Regions from separate parts of the Mus musculus genome. Here all the other regions are linked to region 3. The links are chromatin loops, found by intact Hi-C in ENCODE. Cell type or tissue: heart. All regions are shown on one strand.

Region 1 (8,000 bases), 160 kb after region 3:
CATCTCTCTCATCCAAGTATCAACGGGCCAACCTATCTTAGCTTCTGAGATCATATGGAGTGAACAAGTTCCATGGAATATTTTTACTTATACTTTGAGAATTTTATACACATAAAAAATGTAAAAATAATTATGACTCAGCCATTGTATATTTGTGTGGTGTATGTGAGGCAGGCTACTGCTATAGAGCTCAGGTTAGGCGTGAACACACATTCCTTCTCCCTTTCCTCCCAAGAGCTGTGTTTACAGACGTGCCTACCAACCCCACTATCTATTGTACTATTTTTATAATGATAACTACGTCTAGGATATAATAAGTGAAAGCAATCCCAGTTTAAGGACATGGCAGGACCAAACCAAAAAGATTTTCAAAGCTACAATAACATCTTCTGAATGAGTTGAGCTGCTTTCAACACGAGTGGTCTCTTTTTATACAGAATGTAATTTCAGTGACATTCAGCTCTTAAGGGGAAAATGAGAGAAAGTCTAGACTAAAGATGAGTAAATAATATCCATTCACAGCATTTATTCAAGAGAACTTTCCCTGTCGGATCGATCCAGCATACATGCATCATACTTCCAATGTGAAATGTAATTTAAGGATATGAAGCTGAATCTTAGATCAGAGGGCTTCCATACTGAATGCCCATACCACGGGAAGGGAACAAGCATAAAGAACTCAGCTTGGATATACAGAAGCATGTAAAATCTTGGCATGCTGCAACATGCCTGTACCATAGAGTGTCAGTCAGATAGGGGTGCATCCTCAGAGGTTAATGGGCAGACTGTGTAGTCAAAATTGTAAGCCTGAGGTTCACTGAGATATGCTGTCTATAACTACAAGGCAGAGAGTGGTAGGAAAAGATATGGCAAGTCTATTTGTAAAATGCTTACCCCAGTATGCACTCTCTCTCTCTTTCTTACATGCACACACACACACACACACACACACTACATATATACACAGACACTCATATATACATACAGGCACATCACACACACACACACACACACACACACACACACACACATCACATTTGCACAATGCACACAAACACATTAAAATGTTAATTCTTTTAATGTAATCAAAATTTAAGAAACAGTATGTGAATGAATTAATTTTGATCTTATATTTACTTTCAAGTCCTTTTAAATACTGTATGTATAAGAGAAACTTTTAATTCTGTAATAGGAGAAAAGTATAATTAAATGTGAATTTTCTTCATGATACTGTCAGCATCAGTATAATATTATTTCTTTCTTAAATGTTGACTGGATTGGTGTTCATCATATAAGCAATATTTGCTCTCTGGATGAATTCTGATTACAGATTCAATTTCTTTAACAGCTATTCTCACCCTGAGATTTCTGATTGCTTTTTGCTTTATAAGATGTGTTTTCAAGGATTCTAAAGTTTATAAGATACACACTACATTTCTTCCTTTTTGTCCTCAAATATTTTGGCGTTCATGGTTTTGGGGGCTCAGTTTTCTTTCTCATTTCAGTGTCAATGATCTATCCTGTTCTGACTTTATTTTCTTGTGTATGTATTTCATATTGTTAATCTTTTATTTCCCAATTTACTTATTTAGAAGTTTAATTCCCTGATATTTTTTTTTTGGTAAGAAAGTGTTGCTCAAAGTGTTAAAGGCATTTAAAAGACAAAAACCCATGTGAATATTGTAATAAATTCTTATAATTTAGCCTCCACTAGAATGATAATCAAAATATTTTCAGTCCAGACCTAGAACATTTCTATTCCTGCTGTTCTATTTCCCCGAGAGTCTGTGACTCCACATTAGTCACTAGTTACCATTGTTCCATCTGTTGTTAGAGGTTTGTTTTATCTGAACTTTTCATTCCAATTAATTGACCTAACAGATTTAATTTTTAACCTAATATTTTTCATTTAGGATTATTACTTAGATATAGATAGCTAATGTGTAATTACTAAATGACTGGCTTATGCAGTAAGACTGTTAAATTCTTTATAAAAGTTACAACTTACAGTATTTTACATTTGTATGGTAATATCTAGTTTTAACTTTCTCCATAGGCTAACCAAAAACTGTGTTTACCTGTTATTTTTATTGTACTTACTGAAATGTACAAAATTGACTTCTCAAAGCAATTTTCATTGTAATAATACAATCTAAAGATTAATGATTTTCAACATTTTTTTCTGATTTTATGTGTAATTGAAATTACAAATACTTTTTGTTAGACATCTCTTAATTTGTTACAAGCTGAATTATGCCTTCCAAAAAAGAAAATTTGAAAACTTACCCTCAAGTACTTGTACATAGGTGCTTAGGAAATATAATCAAGTCAAGAATAGTCAGAATGGAGGAGAGTCCTTACTATATAAGATGGTATCAGGGAAATATGCAACATTAAGATCACAAATGTGGAGAGAAAAGGAAAATCTACAATCAAGGAATGCCAAGGATAGACAGCATCCGTAAGACATTCCTAGAGCAAAAAAGAGAGGGGAGACAACATATAGCAAATCTGTAAGATGGCGGTCCTCTTGACACCTTGATGTTGGACGTAGCACTCTTAAAGCAGTGAAGTAGCAAAGGTTTCCTGTTTAGTCCATCTGATCTCTGGAACTGTGATATATTGTCTTCAAGAAACAGTTAAATATGTAGTCTGTTCTAGTTGGATGATTCATTCCCTCCCTGTGAGTTCTGAGTGCACTTTGCAGAGTCAAATTTTGCATTTTTGTCACTTATAAATATTTGCTTTTATTCGTGATGTTTCTTTGTGTGTCCATGATCCAGTTTTCTGGAAGAGCAGGCAGTGTTTTTAACAGCTGAGCCATATCTCCAGTTTAAACATCACAGTGTCAAACATGATTGTCCTCTCACGAAATTTGTAAATAAGACCTTGGATGGAATTTTGGAAAACACAACATGAGAAGCAGTTTATTATAATTAAGGCAGTCGGTGAGGGGAATATTTAAATTAGCAGTTCCACCTAAGGCTGTGCCTTAGTGGTTCTCATATTCACGTGCAATTCTCTGCCTTTGACAGACACTATCTCATTAGCTTTTAGCCCCCTTCATTGTCCCAGAATCTCACCCTTTCATAGCTCCCCTACACTGACCTGTAAATAATTCCAAATTCCTAAAGTCATCAATTCCAATGTAAGCAGTGTAGCTGGCTCTGTGGCTGTGTGGTTGTATTTTTAAGAATGCTAAGCTCTGGATTAAAAAGATAAAAAAGGAAAGAAAAAAAATGCTCTGCCTGGCTTTCCCTGCTGAATAAAAGGCCGGAAAATAAATGTTTGCACCCTTAATGACCTCCATTGTCCTGACTTCACAGAATCCCCAGAGGGCAGCTAATCCTTTGGAACAATACAGTACAGATGTTTCACAGGATAAGAAGGCTAATTCCAGACCAATCAGAGTCACTCCAAATGTCAGCAAACCAAAATAAAGTTAAAATATGGGACAAACAGACACAGTTCTGCAGTTTGATCTATGGCTTGCTGGGTCATTCTTCAGTAAGGTGGTCTTTTTTTGCTATGCTTGGGCCAGGGTAACTTTCTCCTCCACAGAACCTGAATTGATCACAATGTTATGTTATATTAACAGTGTTCAATATCCATTGGCATGTCTTTAAAGTCACCACCATTTATATAGTAAAGGTATGTGCAGCCTCCCTTTATTCTGTGGAAATTACCACTAGGCAAGAGGTTAGAAGTCATCATTTTATATATTCCTGGTAAACATTGCATTTGTATCCACAATTTGAAGTTTGGATTGAGGAAGAGAAAAAGTCCCCAAATTTTCACTATGAAAAAAAAAAAATTCCAAGGTCTCAAGAAAATAATCTTATAAAATTTGCTGGAAGCTTTCAGATTAATGCTGGAAATTATTATTTGTGTTTGTGGAAAGGCAATTTCAATATTAATATTAGCTATAGGTCATAAAATAATACAAGTAGATACGGTAGAAAGCATGCTTGTTTCTTACATATATTTTGTTTTACAATTTTCTGTTTGAAAAGCATATAGTTTTTTATTGTAATGTTTGCTTGATCCTCAGAATTTTCAGACTTTTTTTTAGGGGGAAAGTAAGACAAGATATAAAACTTTTCCTCTTTTAATAAATGTTACAAAAATATAATCTATAAATATAAAATAATCTATAAGTTGTGTTTTAACAGGAACAATATAGACAATGAATACATGCTTATTAAAAACAGTAAATGCAGAAGTAATAGAATCTGAAAACTCTTCATTTTAGAGGAAAAGTTCTCTTTTATCCTTCTGGATGGTTGGATTTAAAGACTTTGGTTTTAGTTAAATAATAGTTATCATTTGGGCTATAAGAAAGTCAAAGGATGTAGCCTTTTATGAAATATAATTATATTTTCTTCTATAAACCTAATTGTTTTGTTTTTATTCTAATATGTTTGTTTCTTATTTTTAGTATTCTGAGCCAGCTTCTTTCTAACTGTGAATAATGAAGAGAGAGTCTAAAGACCTTTTGAGGGTTTAATCTCATGGAATTATAGAAATAAAATATGAAAATAGCTACTTTTACTCATAGCACTGGGAAACCTTTGTCTTACAACAAAATTTCAGATGAATTTTCTAATTTAAACTAAAGGAAATAATCAAATGTTTCTATTTAGACATAAAGAAAGATTAGATCCCATATAGTTTAATATTATTTTGTCCAACTTAGTCTTAGACAATTTTTATAGCTGAAATTCTATGTAAGCCCAGCCTTTCTTTCAGATTTTCCTGTGTGTGTGTATGTGTCTGTATCTGTGTTTCCATCTGTCTGTGTCTATGTCTGTCTCTCTCTGTGCCTCTCTCTGTCTCTCTCTCTCTCACACACACAAACACACATTCACACACAAAGCAACCCAGAGAAAATTGTAAGAATAAGCTATATAAATACATCCCATCTTTACCCATTCCTCTTTTTCTCTCTCACTTTCTTGGTCTCCTTCCCAATGTCTTTGATCCACTGCCTAAGTGCCTTAACTCTCTCAATTTGCTAATCTATCATGTTTCTTTTCATGAAAGATGTAATGCTAAAAAAGATAGTTTGTTGTAATGTGGAAGATAGAACAACCAATAGAATGTTAGAATTTTCTGGTAACTCTATCTAGTAAAACAGCTTAATTATTTAGTAGAATGCAATTTACATAGCATAGCATTTGTTCCTTAAATTTTGTTTGTTTATTTGTTCTGTTGTTGTTTTCAGTGCCTTGTTTATCCAGGGTTAGCCATACATGACTACAAATTTCTGACATTCCTGACTCTAATTACTGAGTGCTGGAATGGTCATAACCACTCAATTTGTAGGGGTGCTGGAAATCCAGCTTTGTGTGTGACAGATAGCCATGTGCACACAGAGACACTGAGGTACATCTCAGACAACCAATTCTTATTTTTGTTTTTTTATGTTTTTATGTACACAGGGTTTCTCTGTATAGCCCTGGCTGCTCTTGAACTCACTTTGTAGACCAGGGTGGCCTCGAACTCAGAAATCCACCTGCCTCTGCCTCCCAAGTGCTGAGCTTAAAGGCATGTGCCATCCCTGCCTGGCCCAATTCTTATTTTTAAGAATGGCTTTGTTCTTCTTTATTTTTTGTTTTTGCATTTGGTTACTTGCTCATTTGTTTTCATCCCTTTTCTTCAAGATTCCTATGGATGCTGTATCATTGAAACTCGGAGTTGTAGTTCAACTTTGCTTTTGGAACGATGGCCAGTTACTTCTCTGATTTTCTTACAGCTAATTTCCAAACAGAAAGCAAAACAGTTAGCAGATATGAACACTAACAAGATGGTTGGTTTTTGAGCATGTTTTGCTGAGGGTTATTCCTGCAGTGTGACTGCAAATCTCCTGCGGTATGCCAGGGCATATTGATCTCTGTGTGTGCTTAGTCATCTTCCTGACAGTTGAAAACAAGCAGAAAAAAAAAAAAAAAAATGAAGCCAGAGATTGAGTTGCGAAATGTACAATTTGGCAGTCCACTCGTAAATAATGACATGGTCTTTGCATTTTAAAAGATAACTTATGAAACATGGGTAATGTTTTTAGGTGTTATTGCACTCTGACTTAGCTGATTATGCTGTGCTCATAAAAAAAACAAAAAAAAAACAAAAAACAAACAAAAAAACCCTTTAATTCCATACTATTGGTTAGCAATAATAGCAACAAAATCATTATTACCTAAGCCAAGTATTTGGGGACTGTGGAACATTTGAAAGTGAAGAAATACTTTCATTAAATAATAAACATTTAGCTATGAAGATGAGAAAAACAGTTCCATGTTTGGCATTTGTTCGTCTTATGCAAAGAACACAAAATAGAACATTCTGGAAAGGATTTTGCAGAATCACAATCTGAGAGCTTTATTAGATTTATACAGCTTTAGTAAGAAAACTGTCAATTATTAACATTAAATCCCTATTTATAAGCCTGTAGACAAATATTTTAAATAAGAAAAAATTCATACCATTATATTCAGACATTTTTAATTTCCTATTACATCAAATCTTTCCTACTCAAATGCTTTGTAATCTGTTATGGAAAGTGTTTTCACAGGTTTGGTGGATTCGGTTTCAATTTGAGCTTTCAAAGTGATGTAATAATAAGAAAACTATGCAAGTAGATAGCTATCTGAACATCTGTAAGGCCATCCATCATTGTGAAGAAATATTTTACAACGTTCGACATTTCTGCTTAGAGCTACAAGTGGGAGAAAGCTTACTTAAAATAATAGGAATTCTCTGGTCACGTGCCACATTTCCTGACCCATTGTGTTTGGCACCAGGAAACAACTTGGCATGGATTGCAGAGAGATCCATCAGCAACTGTGAAAACTTTATCACTTCCTGAGCGCATGCATGCAGGAAGTGGATGTAAAAACAATGATTTGTAAGGGGAAAGGATGCTAGGTGGTCAAAAAAATAGACAGTGTACATTTAACATTTTTATGCTATCCTGTACAGGCAGCAAACTAGAAATCCATTGTACAAATACACAAAGACATTACCCTTACTGAGGACACAGACTTTCATAGACAAACTTAATCATACTTATACTTACACTTGGTCATGCCCATTTTGAATCTTTTGTGCTGGAACTAGAACTCATGGTTTTGTGAGTTGTTTTCAACCTACATTTCTTGTAAGATTTTAATAGCAGAGTCAGGCTGTATAGTGCCTGCTTTTTAAATATGAAGTCCTGAGTTTATGTCCTCAGCACCCAGAAAGAGATAGAGCACATATACACACATGATTATGTACATATCCCAAACATATACACAAGGATAAAAATACCCAATACTTTAAGAGTGTATCACTGTGTATTTAATTTGAGAAGGGAAAAGAACAGTAAATAATCATGAATACTTAGAAACACTGGCAAAATATGAGTTTCTAACTATAATGATTAGTTTATTCATTATGAGGATATGATTTTAACTACAATGAAAAGTAAGGGAGAAAGAATATCCATGGATTCTGATTTCTAACAACATATTGAATACATCAGCTACTTTTCCAATTCTATTGACCAAATATCTGACGGAAAATAAACTCATGGAGATGGGCTGTTACAGTTTAAGGTATGCGAACCCAGTATGAAATGGAAGGAAGGCTTGTAGGAGTGTCTTGTGGCTATCAGGATAGGAGCATGAAACTTATTAATCATGTCTCCAAGGACCTGAAAGCATCTAGATAAGAATACCAACAGTTAGCTGTTTGTCTCTGTTTTTACTTTGTTATTCAGTCAAGGACCTGAGCTCATGGGATTGTGTCACCAACATTCAGAGGAACGTATCCCTTCACAAATGAACAACTCGAGAAATACTCTCTCACTTTCAAAAGTGTATCTTGCAGATATTCTCATTGTTTCTTAATGGTCAAATTGCTAACTAAAATCAACCATTTATACTTGCCGATCAATCTGATCACTAAGAATATTAATACATTTGTTATTATTATTTTTCTTTATCTTCATAGTACTCAGT
Region 2 (8,000 bases), 100 kb after region 3:
TATTCCACAAACACAAACAGAAGGCACTCTACCCAATTTGTTCTATGAAGCCACAATGACTCTGATACGTGAACCACACAAAACCCAACAAAGAAAACTTCAGATCAATTTCCTTTAAGATTATCGATGCAAAAATACTCAATAAATTTCTCAAAAACAGAATCTAAGAACACAACAAAATGTTCATCCATCACAATCATTTAGGCTTCATCCAAAGATAAAGAGATGCAGGGATGGTTCAATATATCTATGTAATCCATTTATATAAACATACTCAAAGACAAAAACCACATGATCATCACATTAGATGCTGAGAAAGATTTTAACAAAATCTAACACCTATTAATGACAAAAGTCTTGGAAAGATCAGGAATTCAAGGCCCACATCTAAACATAGAAAAAGCAATACCCCTCAAACCAGTAGCCAACATCAAACTAAATGGAGAGAAACTTGAAGCAATCTCACTAAAATAAGGGACTAGAAAATGCTGCCCACTCTCTCCCTACCTATTCAATATAGTACTTGATGTCCTAGTCAGAGCAATTAGACAACAAAAGGAGATCAAAGGAATAAAAATTGGAAAGGAAAAAAAATCAAAATATCACTATTTGCAGATGATATTATAGTATATATAAGTAACCCTTAAAATTCCACCAGAGAACTCTTAAACCTGATAAGTAACTTCATCAAAGTGGCTGGATAGTAAATGAACTCAAACAAATCAGTGGCCTTTCTCTCCACAAAGGATAAATAGGCTGAGAAAGAAGTTAGGGAAATAGTACCCTTCAAATTAGTCACAAATAATATAAAATACCTTGGAGTGACTCTAAGCAAGTGAAAGGTCTGTATGATAAGAACTTCAAGTCTCTGAAGAAAGAAATCAAAGAAGACTTCAGAAGATGGACAGATCTCCCATGCTCATAGATTGGCAGTATTAATATAGTAAAAATGGCTATCTTGCAGAAAGCAATCTACAGACTCAATGCAATCCCCATCAAAATTCCAACTCAATTCTCCACGGAGTTAGAAATGCAATTTGCAAATTCATCTGGAATAACCAAAACCCAGGATAGCAAAAACTATTCTCAATACTAAAAGAACTTCTGGTGGAATCACCATCCCCAACCTCAGGCTGTAATACAGAGCAATTGTGATAAAAACTGCATGGTACTGGTACAGGAACTGACAGGTAGATCAATGGAATAGAATTGAAGACCCAGAAATGAAGGCACACACCTATGGTCACATAATACTTGACAAAGGAGCTAAAACCATTCAGTAGGAAGAAGACATCATTTTCAACAAATGATGCTGGCTCAACTGACCATTATCATGTAGAAAAATGCAAATTGATCCATTCATACCTCCTTGTACAAAGCTCAAGTCTAAGTGTATCAAGGAACTCCACATAAGACCAGAGATACTGAAAGTCATAGAGGAAAAAGTAGGGAAAAGCCTCAAAGATATGGGCACAGGGGAAAAATTCATGAACAGAACAGCCATGGCTTATGCTGTAAGATCAAGAATCAACAAATGGAACCTCATAAAATTGCAAAGCATCTGTAATGCAAAGGACACTGTCGATAAGACAAAATGGCAATCAACAGATTGGGAAAAGATCTTTAACGAATTCTAAATCCGATAGGGGGCTAATATCCAAAATATATGTATGAAGAAATCTAGAAGTTGGACTCTGGAAAACCAAAAACCCTATTAAAAATGTGGTGCAGAACTAAACAAAGCATTCTCAACTGAGGGATACCAAATAGCTGAGAAGCACCTAAAGAATTATTCAACATCCTTAGTCATCAGGGAAATGCAAATCAATACAACCTGAGATTCCACCTTCACACCAGTGGAATTAAGATCAAAAACTCAGGTGACAGCAGATGCTGGTGAGGATGTGGAGAAAGAGGAACACTCCTCCATTGTTGGTGGGATTGCAAGCTTGTACAACCACTCTGGAAATCAGTTTGACAGTTCCTCAGAAAATTGGACATAGTTCTGCCAGAATATCCAGCAATACCACTCCTATGCATATACCCAGAAGATTCTACAACTGGTAAAAAGAACACATGCCCAACTATGTTCATAGCAGCCTTTTTTTTTAAATACAAGAAGCTGGAAAGAACCCAGATATCCTTCAACAGAGGAATGAATACAGAAAATGTGGTACATTTACACAATGGAGTACTACTCAGCTATTAAAAACAATAAATTCATTAAAATCTTAGAAAAAATGGATGAATCTGGAGGATATCATCCTAAGTGAGGTAACCCAGTCATAAACAAACACACATGATATCCACTCACTGATAAGTATATATTAGCCCAGAAGCTCACAATACCCAAGATACAATTTGCAAAATATATGAAACTCAAGAAGAAGGAAGACCAAAGTGTGGATACCTTGCTCTTTCTTAGAATGGGGATCAATATATCCATGCAAGGAGTTACAGAGACAAAGTATGGAGCAGAGACTGATGGATTGACCATCCAGAAACTGCCCCACTTAGGAATCCATACCATAAACAACCATCAAACCCAGACACTATGGCAGATGCCAACAAGAGCTTGCTGATACAGCTGTCTCCTGAGAGGCTCCCCTGGTGCCTGACTAATACAGAAGTGGATGCTCACATCCATTAGATGGATCATAGGATAACCAATGAAGGAGCTAGAGAAAGTACCCAAGGAGCTGAAGTGGTTTGCAGACCTCTAGGAGGAACAACAATATGAATTAACCAGTAATCCCGGAGCTCCCTGGGACTAAACCACCAATCAAAGAAAACACATGGAGGGACTTGTAGCTCTAGCTGCATATGTAGCAGAGGATGGCCTAGTAGGTCATCAATAGCCTGTGAAGGTTCTGTGCCCAATGTAGGGGAATTCCTGGACCAGGGAGCTGGAGTGAGTGGGTTGGGCAGCAGGCAGAGGGGGAAGAGAATAAGGGATTTTCAGAGGGGAAACTAGGAAAGGGAAACTATTTGAAATGTAAATAAAGAAATCATCTAATAAAAAGTACACATATATTAAAATAGTATTAATATCTTTCACAAATTCATACATAAACCATTACAAATGCATTGCTCTTCTTTATGAAAGTTATCATTCTCACATAGTGAGAAAGATCTATGGTCATTCTCAGAGCAGAGCAGATCAAAGCATCTGTGATTTCATTTTGTCCTGGAACCTTCTCCCTGAGTCCAACTTTAGAGTGCATAGCATCCTGTATCATCCTGCTTAGTTTCCTCGGTCAATCCCTCTGTGGATACACAGCGCCACAGGGGCATGACAAAACAATAGGCAATATTTTTAGTTCTCATTGTCCCTTGCCAGCTCTGTACTCTTAGAGTAGAGAGACAATTTTATTATCTGAGGAAAAACATAAAATATCAAGTCATAAAACTTTTAGCTGGGACACCAGAGACATGTGAAATAATTTGTCATGCTTTCAGGAAAACCAAATTTACTTGAATGTTTAAATAATTATGGCCACTAATTACAGGAAAAAGGAAGCTGTGTGCAAAATCAGAACAAAATGTGACATTTTATGGAATAGTAAGAATGCAGAATTGAAATATAAAAAATCTAACACACTAGGCATTTGGTAGATTTCAGCTTATAGTTTCTTATATGTTTTACAGTTCAGATTTATTTTCACAAAAGTGATAGCAGCCTTTTCATCCAGGTATGTGATAGACTCAAATTTACCCTCAATTGTTTCTGCCAGTGATCATACAAGAAAACTTTGAGAATCACTGACAGAGTAACTTGTGATAGTATGGGGACATAATATGTCCAGGAACAGTTACTATAAATGTTATCTTGGTCCACACCACACAATAGAAATAGAAGTGTCTGTCTTTACATTTGAAATAAGTATCTTTAACATCTGTTCTCAATAGCACAAAACACCCCTCCTGGCATGTCTTGGATGATCAGTGTATGTCTGGGATTGATTTCTACCCAGTGCATCCAAAAATGCATATGAATCTTTTCAGATATGCTGCCTACAAAGACATATTACAAATACTTGTAACATAGTATTTCCTCTCCCGTCCACACCCAAATGAAAATAGTCTCGATTGTCTTTGCTTTGAATTTGCATCCAAAATGATATCACTCAGTAAAAACTTGGAAGTGAATTCAGCCAAAACTTCAGCTATGTTATGTCCATACCTGAACCTGTAACAAAGACCTTAAGAAGGCTCCCTTTTGCCTATGTCAACCCTTTTACGGAACAGGAAGGATTGCTACAGGAAGCCAAACTTTCTTCCTGATAGATATGCTTATTCACCAACTTAAAGCCCTTTGCAAGTAGTTAATAATTGTAGCTTTTTTTTCATAGTACAGAGGATGCTTGATAGTATTTTTTTCTATATAACAACTCTACTTTTTGGTTATTTATTTATTTATTTATTTATTTATTTATTTTACACTCCAGATTTTATTCCCCATCCCCAGGTGGCTATTTATTTATTTATTTATTTATTTATTTAACACTCCAGATTTTATTTCCCATCCCCAGGTCCACACTCTGACTGTTCCACATTTGATACTTCCTCCCCACCCCCAATCTCCACAAGGATGTCCCCACCCCACCCCACCCAACCAGACCTCTAAACTCCCTGGGTCCTCTAGTCTCTTATGGTTATGTGCATCTTCTCTTACTGAACCCAGGCCTGGCAGCCCTCTGCTGTATATGTGTTTGGGTCTTTAGATCAGCTGGTGTATGCTGCCTGGTTGGTAATCCAGTATTTGAAAGATCTTGGAGGCCAAGTTTAATTAATAGTATTTAATGTGAGTGCCATTGTAGTTTAAATTTGGGTAAGTAAAGAGTCATTAAAAAACAAGTCTCCAATAACTGAGGAGAAAGTTTTGTGTGGTAAAAGCTTGTGTTTATATCGTATAAAGATAATGCATATCAGTGAAGCTGATAGACCTTTCCCTCTAGAAAACAAACAAACAACAAACAATGAATATGAAACTTTTTGTTACCTGTTTTTTTTTTTTTCTGAATGGAAAGTTTGAAAAATGCCTGCATGAAATGATGGGTGTTCTGAACTGAGACTCTAGTCATAGGCATTTATTATAAGCTCCATGACTTGTCTCCCTTGATTTGAGTACCACTATGAGTTTATGTCCCCAAACACAGAACCATTCATTAAACAAATTATATGTATGAGAGAACCCATTGGGGAGAAGTTTAGAATTGTTGGTCAGTGACATCCCAATGATTCCCCAATACAAAAGGCTAGTGTTCATGTTTTTTTTGTTATCTTCCAGAACACATTAGGAAGACTTTATTTCAGCTAAGAGCAGTCCTTGTTATTGAACAGGCCATTCTTGGTATCACTATCAGGCGAAGAATATGCTGAAGAGATAGAGGAGCCCAGGAAAGGACATATTTCTATGATTCTGCAAAATGAACATACTGCTATAATAATGCTTAATAAGTTATCATTATACCCATAGATTAAAACATTTCTCAATTCTCACCAGAGTAGCTCCGGCTTGTAGTGAATGACAGTCAACACAAAGACTGGCTAAAGTGCAGAGAATAGAAAAGTAGAGAACATTCAACTAATATGGAACATACAAGTCATACCCACTCCTCCAAAGACTCATGGATCATTTTGAAAGAAAAAATCAATAAGTGTGTAAGATTCTGAGACAATGGATTGTTCCAAGGAAAAGCTGTCTTATACACAGAGCAAGACAGTTGCACACAGGGACTCATAGCAAATGTCACTCTATGTACAAGACCCTGTAGAAGCAAAAACCAGATGAAACCTCAGAAAAAAAAGAAAAGAGGGAGTAAAGCATAAAGTCCCACCTTTCACTCAAGACCTATTGACATCCTTAGCTTCTGGGAGAGGAAGGGTTAATACTCTAAAAATGTTGCCTCTGATAGCTAGAACAGATTCCAGTGGAAGGCAAATATTCAAGAATATTTCAGCAGCTCAGGCTGTCTTTGATGCAAAGGAGGGCAGAGAACTTGCTGACAACAAAGAGGGATGGATCTAGGATGAGGTGTGGATGTAGAGAATGGATTATTCTAAAAGACCTAGCATGATATTCTTAAAACTAATGACAACAACAACAGCAACAAAACAAATAAGCATAAACCTGTTTAGCAGGGTGATTGCCATCTGAGCCAACTGCTAAAACTTAAGCACATGACCCGTTCTTTTTTGTTTATTTGTTTCACCTTTTTAATTAGATACTTTCCTTATTTACATTTCAAATGTTATCCCCTTTCCCGGAAACCTCCTATCCCATCTCCTCTTCCCCCTTCAATGACTTTGTTCCCTGATTCACCTACCCACTCCTGCTTCCCAGTCCTGGCATTACACTACACTCTGGCATCCAGTCTCTCCACAGGATCAATGGCCTCACTTCCCATTGATGCCTGAAAAGGCCCTCCTCTGCTACATGTGCGACTGGAGCCATCCAAGAATACTCTTTGGTTGGTGGTTTAATCCCTGGGAGCTCTGGGGTGTCTGGTAGGTTGATGTTGTTGCAAACCCCTTCAGCTCGTTCAGTCCTTTCTCTAACTTGTCCATTGTAGGACCCCATGCTCAATCCAATGGTTGGCTATGACCAACCACTCTGTATTTGTCAGGTTCTGGCAGAGCCTCTCAAGAGACAGCTATATCAGACTCCTGTCATCAAGCACCTCTTGGCATCTGCAATAGTGTTTGTGTTTGATTGCTGTATATAAGATAGATCCCCACGTGGGGCAGTCTCTGGATGGCCTTTCCTTCAGTCTCTACCCTACACTTTATCTCTGTGCTTCCTCCCATGAGTATTTTATTCCTCCTTCTAAGATGGACCTAAGCATCCACACTTTGGTCTTTCTTCTTGAGCTTCCTGTGGTTTGTGAATTGTATTTTGGGTATTCTGAGCATTTGGGTTAATATCCACTTATCATTGAATTAATACTAAGTGTGTTTTTCTGTGACTGGGTTACCTTATTCAGGATGATATTTTCTAGTTCCATCCATTTGCCTAAGAGGTCCATGAAGTCCCTATTTTAATAGCTGAGTAGTACTCCATTGTGTAAATGTACCACATTTTCTGTATTCATTCTTCTGTTGAAGGACATCTGGGTTCTTTCCAGCTTCTGGCTATTATAAGGCTGCTAAGGACATAGTAGAGCTCTTGTCTTTATTACATGTTGGGACATCTTTTGTGTATATGACTAGGAATGGTATAGCTGGCTCCTCACATAAAACTATATCCAATTTTCTGAGAAACTGCCAAACTGATGTCCAGAGTAGTTGTACCAGCTTGCAATCCCACCAACAATGGAGGAGTGTTTCTCTTTCTCTACATCCTCACCAGCATCTGCTGTTGACTGAATTTTTTATCTTAGCCATTCTGACTGGTGTGAGGTAGTATCTCAGGGTTGTTTTGATTTGAATTTTCCTGATGACTAAGGATGTTGGACATTTCTTTAGGTGCTTCTCAGCCATTTTGTATTCCTCAGTTGAGGATTCTTTGTTTAGTTCTGTACCCTATTTTAAAATGGGGTTATTTGATTGTCTGGATTCTAATTTGTTGAGTTCTTTGTATATATTGGATATTAGCGCTTTATCAGATGTAGGCTTGTTAAAGATCTTTCCCCGTCTGTTGGTTGGTGTTTTGTCCTATTAACAGTGTTTCTTGCCTTACAGGATGTTTGAAATTTTAAGATGTTCCATTTATCAATTCTTAATCTTAGAGCAAAAGCCATGGAATTCTGTTCAGGATATTTTCTTCTCTGTCCACGTGTTCCAGGCTATTCCCCACTTTCTCTTCTTTTAGTTTCAGTGTATCTGATTTTATGTGGAGGTCCTTGATATACGTGGACTTGAGCTTTGTGCAAGGAGATAAAAATAGATTGATTTGCATTCTTCTACATACTAACTGCCAGTTGAGCCACCACCATTCTTGAAAATGCTGACTTTTTTCCACTTGATGGTTTTAGCTCCTTTGTTAAATATCAAGTGAC
Region 3 (8,000 bases):
GGTTAATTATCACTCAACCAAAATATTTAGTTTTGGATTGATCATTTTTAAACAGAGGGAAAAATGCCTTGGTAGCATGAAAGCCAAGTGCATAAAATGATGTAAAATCATGTTTGACGTTTGAGGGGCAGGAAAGATGTCCCAGCAATGTGAGAGTGCCTGCTCTTTTTTGCAAAGGACCTGAGTTAGGTTCTCAGTATCCATGTTGGGTGGCTCACAACGGCCTATAACTCTAGATCCAAGGGACCCAACACCGCCTTTCTTCCTGCTTGCAAACTTATACAAAATTCCGTACATCCAATCATAAAACCATATATTCACATAGAAACAAACATCCATATATCCATACACACACACACAGACAGACATACAAATATACACAAAGGCAAACATACATATACATGAATAAATAAGTTAATAAACATTTATTATTTTATTATTTTTAATCTTTTACTTATTTACTATTTTTACACTCCAGATTTTATCCCCCCACCCACATCCATCTTCTGATTGTTCCACATCTCATACATCCTCACCACACCTCTGTCTTTATGAGTATGTCTCCAGCCCACTCAACCTCTAAACTTCCTGGGACCTCCAGTCTCTTGAGAGTTAGGTGCATCCTCTCTGATTGTTCTTAGGCCCAGCAGTCCTCTGCTGTATATGTGTTGATGGCCTCATATCAGCTGGTGTATGCTGGCTGGTTGGTGATCAAGTGTCTGAGAGATATCAGATGAACACTTTACTTTTGGCTATACAATACTGTACCGGACGCCAATACTTCATTTCTTATTCCAGGCTGATGAAACTGCCTTTTTTGTGTTTGTTTATTTATTTATTTTGTAAAATATATCTGAAACAATAAAAGAAGCTCAATGGTTATTATAAGCATGGACTCTTGCACCCAGCAAGATTTCCAGATGTGATATTATACAACTCACAAACATTTATTATAATTCCATGATATGGGGACTCAAGTTCCATCTTTTGGCCTCCAGAGGCATCTACACACATGTGGTGCTCATGTAGACAGGCACAGATATGAATACATATAAATAAATACAATGCAAAAAAGAGCTAGCAAAGGCAGATTAAAAACCTGTGGAAAATCTAGGCAAATGGATGGACCTGGAGGGCATCATCCTGAGTGAGGTAACCCAATCACAAAGGAACTCACACAATATGTATTCATTGATAAGTGGATATTAGCCCAGAAACTTAGAATACCCAAGATATAAGGTACAATTTGCTAAATGCATGAAACTCAAGAAGAACCAAGACCAAAGTGTGGACACTTTGCCCCTTCTTAGAGTTGGGAACAAAACACCCATGGAAGGAGTTACAGAGACAAAGTTTGGAGCTGTGACGAAAGGAGGGACCATCTAGAGACTGCCATATCTGGGGATCCACCCCATAATCAGCATCCAAACGCTGACACCAATGCACAAACTAGCAAGATTCTGCTGAAAGGACCCAGATAGAGCTGTCACTTGTGAGACTATGCCGGGGCCTAGCAAACACAGAAGTGGATGCTCACAGTCAGCTAATGGATGGATCACAGGGCCCCCAATGGAGGAGCTAGAGAACTTACCCAAGGAGCTAAAGGGATCTGCAACCCTATAGGTGGAACAACATTATGAACTAACCAGTACCCCGGAGCTCTTTACTATAGCTGCATATGTATCAAAAGATGGTCTAGTCGGCCATCACTGGAAAGAGAGGCCCATTGGACTTGCAAACTTTATATGCCCCAGTACAGGGGAACGCCAGGGCCAAAAAGTGGGAGTGGGTGGGTAGGGGAGTGGGGGGCAGGGTATGGGGGACTTTTGGGATAGCATTGGAAATGTAAATGAGGAAAATACCTAATAAATAAATATATATATAAATTAAAAAACAAAACAAAACAAAACAAACAAACAAAAAAAAACATGTGGAAAAAAAGCAGGATCCCAGTAGTTTAGCATTAAGGTAGTTAATTAGCAAACACAGCAAACAAAGCACCTAGAAAACACCAAAAAAAAAAAAAAAAAAAAAAAAAAAAAAAAAAAGCAGACTAAAGTAAGTGAGTTAGACTTGTACAAATCACTAATACTTTCATCTATTGAAACCCTAATGAGTTTCCACTTAGTTTTCCACTGTACAGTTTAAAGTCTGGAGGTACATCAATGACCAAAAGAGGTACTGTCAGGTACACTTCATGGTAACATTGATATAATCTAGAAAGTTGAATGGTAGGGCACTTTCAACATAGCATTATCTTTTTAAAAGATTTATTTGCTTTTATTATATATATATTAATGTCTATATGCATGTGAGTAGTTTGCATGTCCTATGCCCCCTGCAGCCAGAAGAGAGTGTGAGGTTCTACCATGTAGGTTATTGGAATCATGCCAGAATTCTTGGTAAGACCAGCAAGTACTTTTAAAAATATTCGAAATAGTCCATATGTCCCCTTCCCCCCCTCGACAAATGTCTTAAAGTTTGTACCTATATGGAATACATGACTACAGAGAATGAGTGTGAATTGAAAATAGTCTGTGTTCTCAGAATAGATAAGTAAGAACAAACCCTAAGCAACAAGACTGTTACAGTCTATGGACAAAGAGAGAAGACAGAAGGATTGGGTGGCCGAAGTGATTTATTATTGCTAATAAACTTGGCCAAGAGGCCAGCCAGCCCAAGAATTAATCTTACCCAGGAGATCACAATGACAGTTCCCTCAGAGCTGGTTTTAAGCAAAGCCAACTTCATCCTGAAGAGCTGCCGAGAGGTATGTAGTCACTCGCAGCTGCAGCAAGTTGAGTTAGTGGATCCAAAGCTGGCTTCTGAAGACGCAGCTTCATGCATGTGTATCCTATAAAAATGCATCTCAGTATTGTATCACAAAAGGCATTTATGTATGTTTGTGGACTATCTCCCTTGCCTGTGACATCTTCGTAGATCATCAGCGGCTACACTGGTCTACTTACCAGTTTGAAGCTGTTAAGATTTCAAGTTAAAATCAACATGAAAGGCAGCCTGAGGAGTTTATATTTTCCATGTATAAACACTGAAACTCGTTGACACTTCTGAGGACATTTGTCCCCTGTCACCACTTCATTGGTGACTTAAGATTGCTTTATGTTACTCTTGGCAAGGAGAGAGTCAGTAGAGCTAAAACAATAGCCTGAAATGCGTAATGCACCAACCTTGATTGTGTTACTATATTTGTTTTTCCTTTCGAGTGGCCAAGCCTGCTACAGAAAAGGGAGAGAATATTTGAGTGCATGGTTTAGCTGTCTACTTAATGTTCCACTGTTGAATGGTGAAGAAAAATTTGTACTCAGTTAATTTTTCCCTTGGAACAAACTACTATACTGTTTATCTTTGCTATTAGATTATACCCAAAGAAGAATTAAATCAATTACAAAAGACTATGAGCATAACACATAACTACTTCATGAACTTATTAAATTTAGAACTTGTAAGTAAGTTGAAATTATTTTAGATATTAACTTAATTGTATGTATTAAGTAATGTTTCACTATCATAGACTTACAAGTAAAATAACCGTAAATGGACTGAGCATGCTGTATTATATATTTAGTCATATAAGCATGCATGTGTGCTTCTTTGTGTGTGTGTGTGTGTGTGTGTGTGTGTGTGTATGCATGTGTAACAAAAGTACTTAAAGAAAAAGAGGCCATGAATTCCAGAATGAGCAAAGGAGGTTGGTGCATGGGAAGGATGAGAGTGAAGAAAGGAAAAGGGGGAAACAATGTAACTTTATTTTAATTAAAATAAAAAAAATTAAGGTTTTTCTTAGCTTGACATTCCTCAGATTTAGTGTTTATTTTGAACATACTTAAATATCTTATTGTCATTTTAGGAGAAAACATTTAATAATCAAGGCATTCATCATTTAAAATATAAATACAATAGAGCATGATATTTTTTCTTTAAATAAAATTATTTCATTTTATGGTTATTATACATCATAAAAATTGATGTTGAAGTAGGTTCTTTTATAGTGGATAGATTTTAAAATAAAACAAGCAAGTAGAAAAACTATAGGGATTGCTTGTGCTTTTAAATACATTTGGAATAATTATTTGCTGTTTGTCCTAATTATTTTAGCTTGAATACAAATTAATACGTTTCACTATAACCTTTCATACTTATATCAGAGCAGGTTCCTCATATTGAACCCCCTACCTTTAGCTGAGTTTCTTAAACATAAGTGCACACTGATTTCTGTAAGTTGTAAATTTACTCAACTGTGTTATTAAAAAATGTTTAAAATAAACATAGTCGTGAATCTAATTTATAACTTAATCAGTATGCAAATCAGGAAGATTTCAAGTATTTAGTTTGTGAAAACACTATTTCTTAGCTCAGGGTTGCTTACAAAAGACTCAAAGTTCAAAGTTGTTCCTCCTTTGATTTTAGCAGTTATCATGATTAACTAAAAAGTCAAAAGTAACATTTTTTGGCCCTGGCTTAAGCCTGTTTTTAACATATTCATCACACATAACAAGCTAAGGGATTTTTCTCAAATGTTGTGATTAATGTTCACCTTTTCGTGAACCTCAAGCTTAGAAAAATATCAAAAGAAAAAAATGTCAGGAAATGACAAGAACTCAACAATAGATATTTTAAGTCCCTGGTTATAGGGAATTCGATTGTCTCAGCAGTGTGATGCAGTTTCCCTGGGGGACAATCCTACTGCCTAATGGGTATTCACAGAGCCAAGACAACTTATCAGGCCAGCGACACTCCACTGCTTAATAGGCATTAGCTGCTACCTTTGCCAGGAACTTGGCTATCAACACATCTTTCTAACTGAGAATGGCTTCAGAAATATGAACTGGGATCCCATGCCCGAGAGTTGTGATTATTAACAATTTTTTCTCTAGGCTATGTCTTATATTTTGGGCAATGGCAAAAAAAGCACTATTAACCCCTCTACTGGTTTTGACTGGAAACAATAAAAACTACTTCCTTCATTAAATGGCAGGATAATTTGTTGTCACCAAGAATAGCAGGTATTTTAGATGGGTCAGCGTGAACTGACTAGAAGGAGTGAATAGTAGTGCTGAAGCTGAGAATAACATTGTCCTCCATTAGTTGTGAGAGCAGCTAAATCCATGCTAAGAAGACAGAATGGTACATTTCCACATCATGACCCTGTGTGATTGATACTGTTGTATATTAAAGAAGCATGGTTGCTGAATTTAAAATCAAATGACATAAGATAGATAATGGACTGTCAACTGTCATTTGTTCCAATTTTGTGTAAATGTAACTGTCTATATTCATAACAATATATGGGTTACCATGTAAATTATGTATATTATGTAATGAATACTACTTTTTATATTTCTGACACATACACGGTATTCATGCATGTGTATGGTTGTGTGTGCTATGTACATACTTATAAGTGAGGACATATATATTTATGGAAGCCAGAGGAGGACACTGAATATTATATTCAGTTACTCTTCACATTATTACATTGAGATGTGATCTCTCATTGGCTTGGAGATGGTCTGATATCAACAAGCAACATGAAATCTCCAGTATCCACTTTCTCATAGCACCTGGATTAGTCACACGTAGCCTTGCCTGGGATTTTGTAGATAGCTGAGATCATGTCCTGTTAGCACAGGATGTACTTTTAGCCAATGGGCTATGTCAGCAGCTCCTTCATATCACCCCTCTGACCATTTATTCTCCCTTACCTTCATTTTTTTTGTCTATAATTAAATGATTTCCTTGATAGGATGCTTATACAGCTGAATGAAAATAATGTTTATGAAAGTATATTTACCCTCCACACCTATGTTAAATTTTATGGTTAAAAACAATAAAAGGATAATGTGATATTTTCCACAGGTAATCACAAAGGCATAAAGTTAATCAAAAGAATAAAACACATTCAATAGAGCTGGTTAATGAGAGCACTGGCTGTGCCTTTAGTAGTAAAATCCTGTATATGCCATTTTCTGGAGCAATTCTTGAGAAGACTGACAAGCAGGGATCAAGAGAAGTTGGCTTCCATCTGGTATATCTCCAAGCCTGCTACATTGCTGTTGCCTTCTAAGTAGCCACCTACATCAGCAGGGACTTCCTCTGACAACTGGCAAGGAAGGAACAATGTGTGTCTGCTACAGGGATTGTATTGTGGGATATCTGGGCACTTACATCTTCAGGTGGCTGCTGAAGAATTTCCTTTCTCCTTAAAATTGCATCTGGAAGACAATGAGGATAAATATTACCGCAGTTGGCAGGGCATCAGGCGGAATGCACCATTGTTCATTACTCTGCCTAAAGATCTAAACTGAGATGATAGGTTCCTGACTTTAAGAATAGCTCCTGATTTCCCTAGAAACTTAGGACAATGAAGAAAATATTACACATTTAAGCATTAATGATCTCAAAATATGCATTTTAAATTGTGTATACCTTCATATTTTTGCATATGTGTGTTTTGATGTGGGTGTGCATGACAGGCTAACCCAGAATTTGGCATCCAATATACCCCTCCATTGATTTTACCTTATTTTAAGAGACAGTGTCTGTACCTTAACCTGAAGTGCATTGATTTGGCTAGAGTATGCTCTCAATGAGCTCCAGAATACAACTGCTACACTGACAGATGTTTGCCAGGGTGCTCAGCTTATGATATGCATGCATGACAAGTGCATTACCTACTGAGACATCTCTCCAGCTCCTAATTTGAATGCTAAACACACACATATAAGGCCAGACAGTTCACTATGCATAGTAATTCCCAAACACTCTTGAAAAATACTGACCTTGTATGGAATTGAATTAATCTTTTCAGCAATTTAGCCTCTGTCCCCAAAGCCACATTAAAAAAATATATATATCTCCAAGTAGTGACACTGGAAGCAATGCATGAACTAAAGGACATAGATTTCTCATTAGCTGTGTTTGTATTGGTAAGTGCCACTGCCAAGGATTGGTGGGAAAGTATCACCAAGTTGATGTCAATCAAACACTGGAAGGGAAAGGGATGTTATCACTTACACTTTTGGCTGTTCTTTCCCCATTGCTTATGCTAGTTGTACTGTTTGTAGAGTTGTCAGAATCTTTATGCATCCTACAGAACACTAGCAAGGATCAAGAACTGAGTTTCCTATGTGTGCTCATCATAGCACAGGTATTCTTGCCATGTGCTGTGGACCAGAAGCAACTCACCTTAAAGACAAATGTGTTCTTATATTGTCCTACACAATTTTCTGATACTGTGAAAAATACTGCTAAACCAACTAACTTCTCAGGAAGAAAGTTGCATTTTAAATCCCAGCTTTTAAGTCCATGTTCAGTTGGCTCTGAGTTTTGGGCATGTGTGATGTACTACACATATCTAAGGAATGTGAAGAGGGAGTATTTCAACTCAGTGCAGCTGGTCAACCGTGAAAGACATGCAGAGATCAGTGTTCCAGGACCACCTTCATAGACACATCCATAATGACCATTAAACCACCTACTTAACTCCAGTTTTTATAAGTGTCAGCACCTTCTGACACTGCCAAAGGATAGAAACCAGGCCTTTGACCTGTGAGATATAGGGATACATGCCCATATCCCAACACTTGAGGATTAGTTGCTGTGTAAGATAGAATATGGGCAAGGCTTTAAATCACCCCATCACGATTGAGATATGCAATCAGTACTTGCTGTAGAAGCAATGTATGTGTCAGGACTCAAGAAACCTGAAATGAAAAGGCACACACCACCCAACATATGAATATCAGGCAGAATACTTGAGGTCTAAGCTCAAAATTGTCAAATTTGGCTAATTAAAGTGTAAGGAACTTAGTATTTCTACTAAATAAGTCCATTAAATAAATGTGACATTGTATTTATTACACTGAATTTACAGCTGAAAAACCTTTTAGATTTTTTTTTCATTGTTTATGTTTTATTTATTTATTTTTTTATTTATTACATATTTTCCTCAATTACATTTCCAATGCTATCCCTAAAGT

What was found. Peaks named below come from ENCODE experiments on the same cell type or tissue, not always from the same donor. Only the 100,000 strongest peaks of a DNase experiment are listed, where the experiment ranks them.
Region 1: a loop joins it to region 3, with 8 times the contacts of the local background. A loop is called at or near these places in 5 of 42 quality-filtered maps.
Region 2: a loop joins it to region 3, with 11 times the contacts of the local background. A loop is called at or near these places in 5 of 42 quality-filtered maps.

The regions. Positions count from the first base shown.
Region 1 is chr12:94,419,871-94,427,870 of GRCm38, reverse strand. No RefSeq gene overlaps it. Among named protein-coding and RNA genes, the nearest start is that of Mir8099-2, 500 kb to the right of the region's middle. In heart, no CTCF peak of the experiment used is centred here; DNase peaks (open chromatin) are centred at 3,310 and 6,870.
Region 2 is chr12:94,484,195-94,492,194 of GRCm38, reverse strand. No RefSeq gene overlaps it. Among named protein-coding and RNA genes, the nearest start is that of Mir8099-2, 560 kb to the right of the region's middle. In heart, a CTCF peak has its summit at 3,273; a DNase peak (open chromatin) is centred at 3,274.
Region 3 is chr12:94,583,945-94,591,944 of GRCm38, reverse strand. No RefSeq gene overlaps it. Among named protein-coding and RNA genes, the nearest start is that of Mir8099-2, 660 kb to the right of the region's middle. In heart, no CTCF peak of the experiment used is centred here; a DNase peak (open chromatin) is centred at 4,714.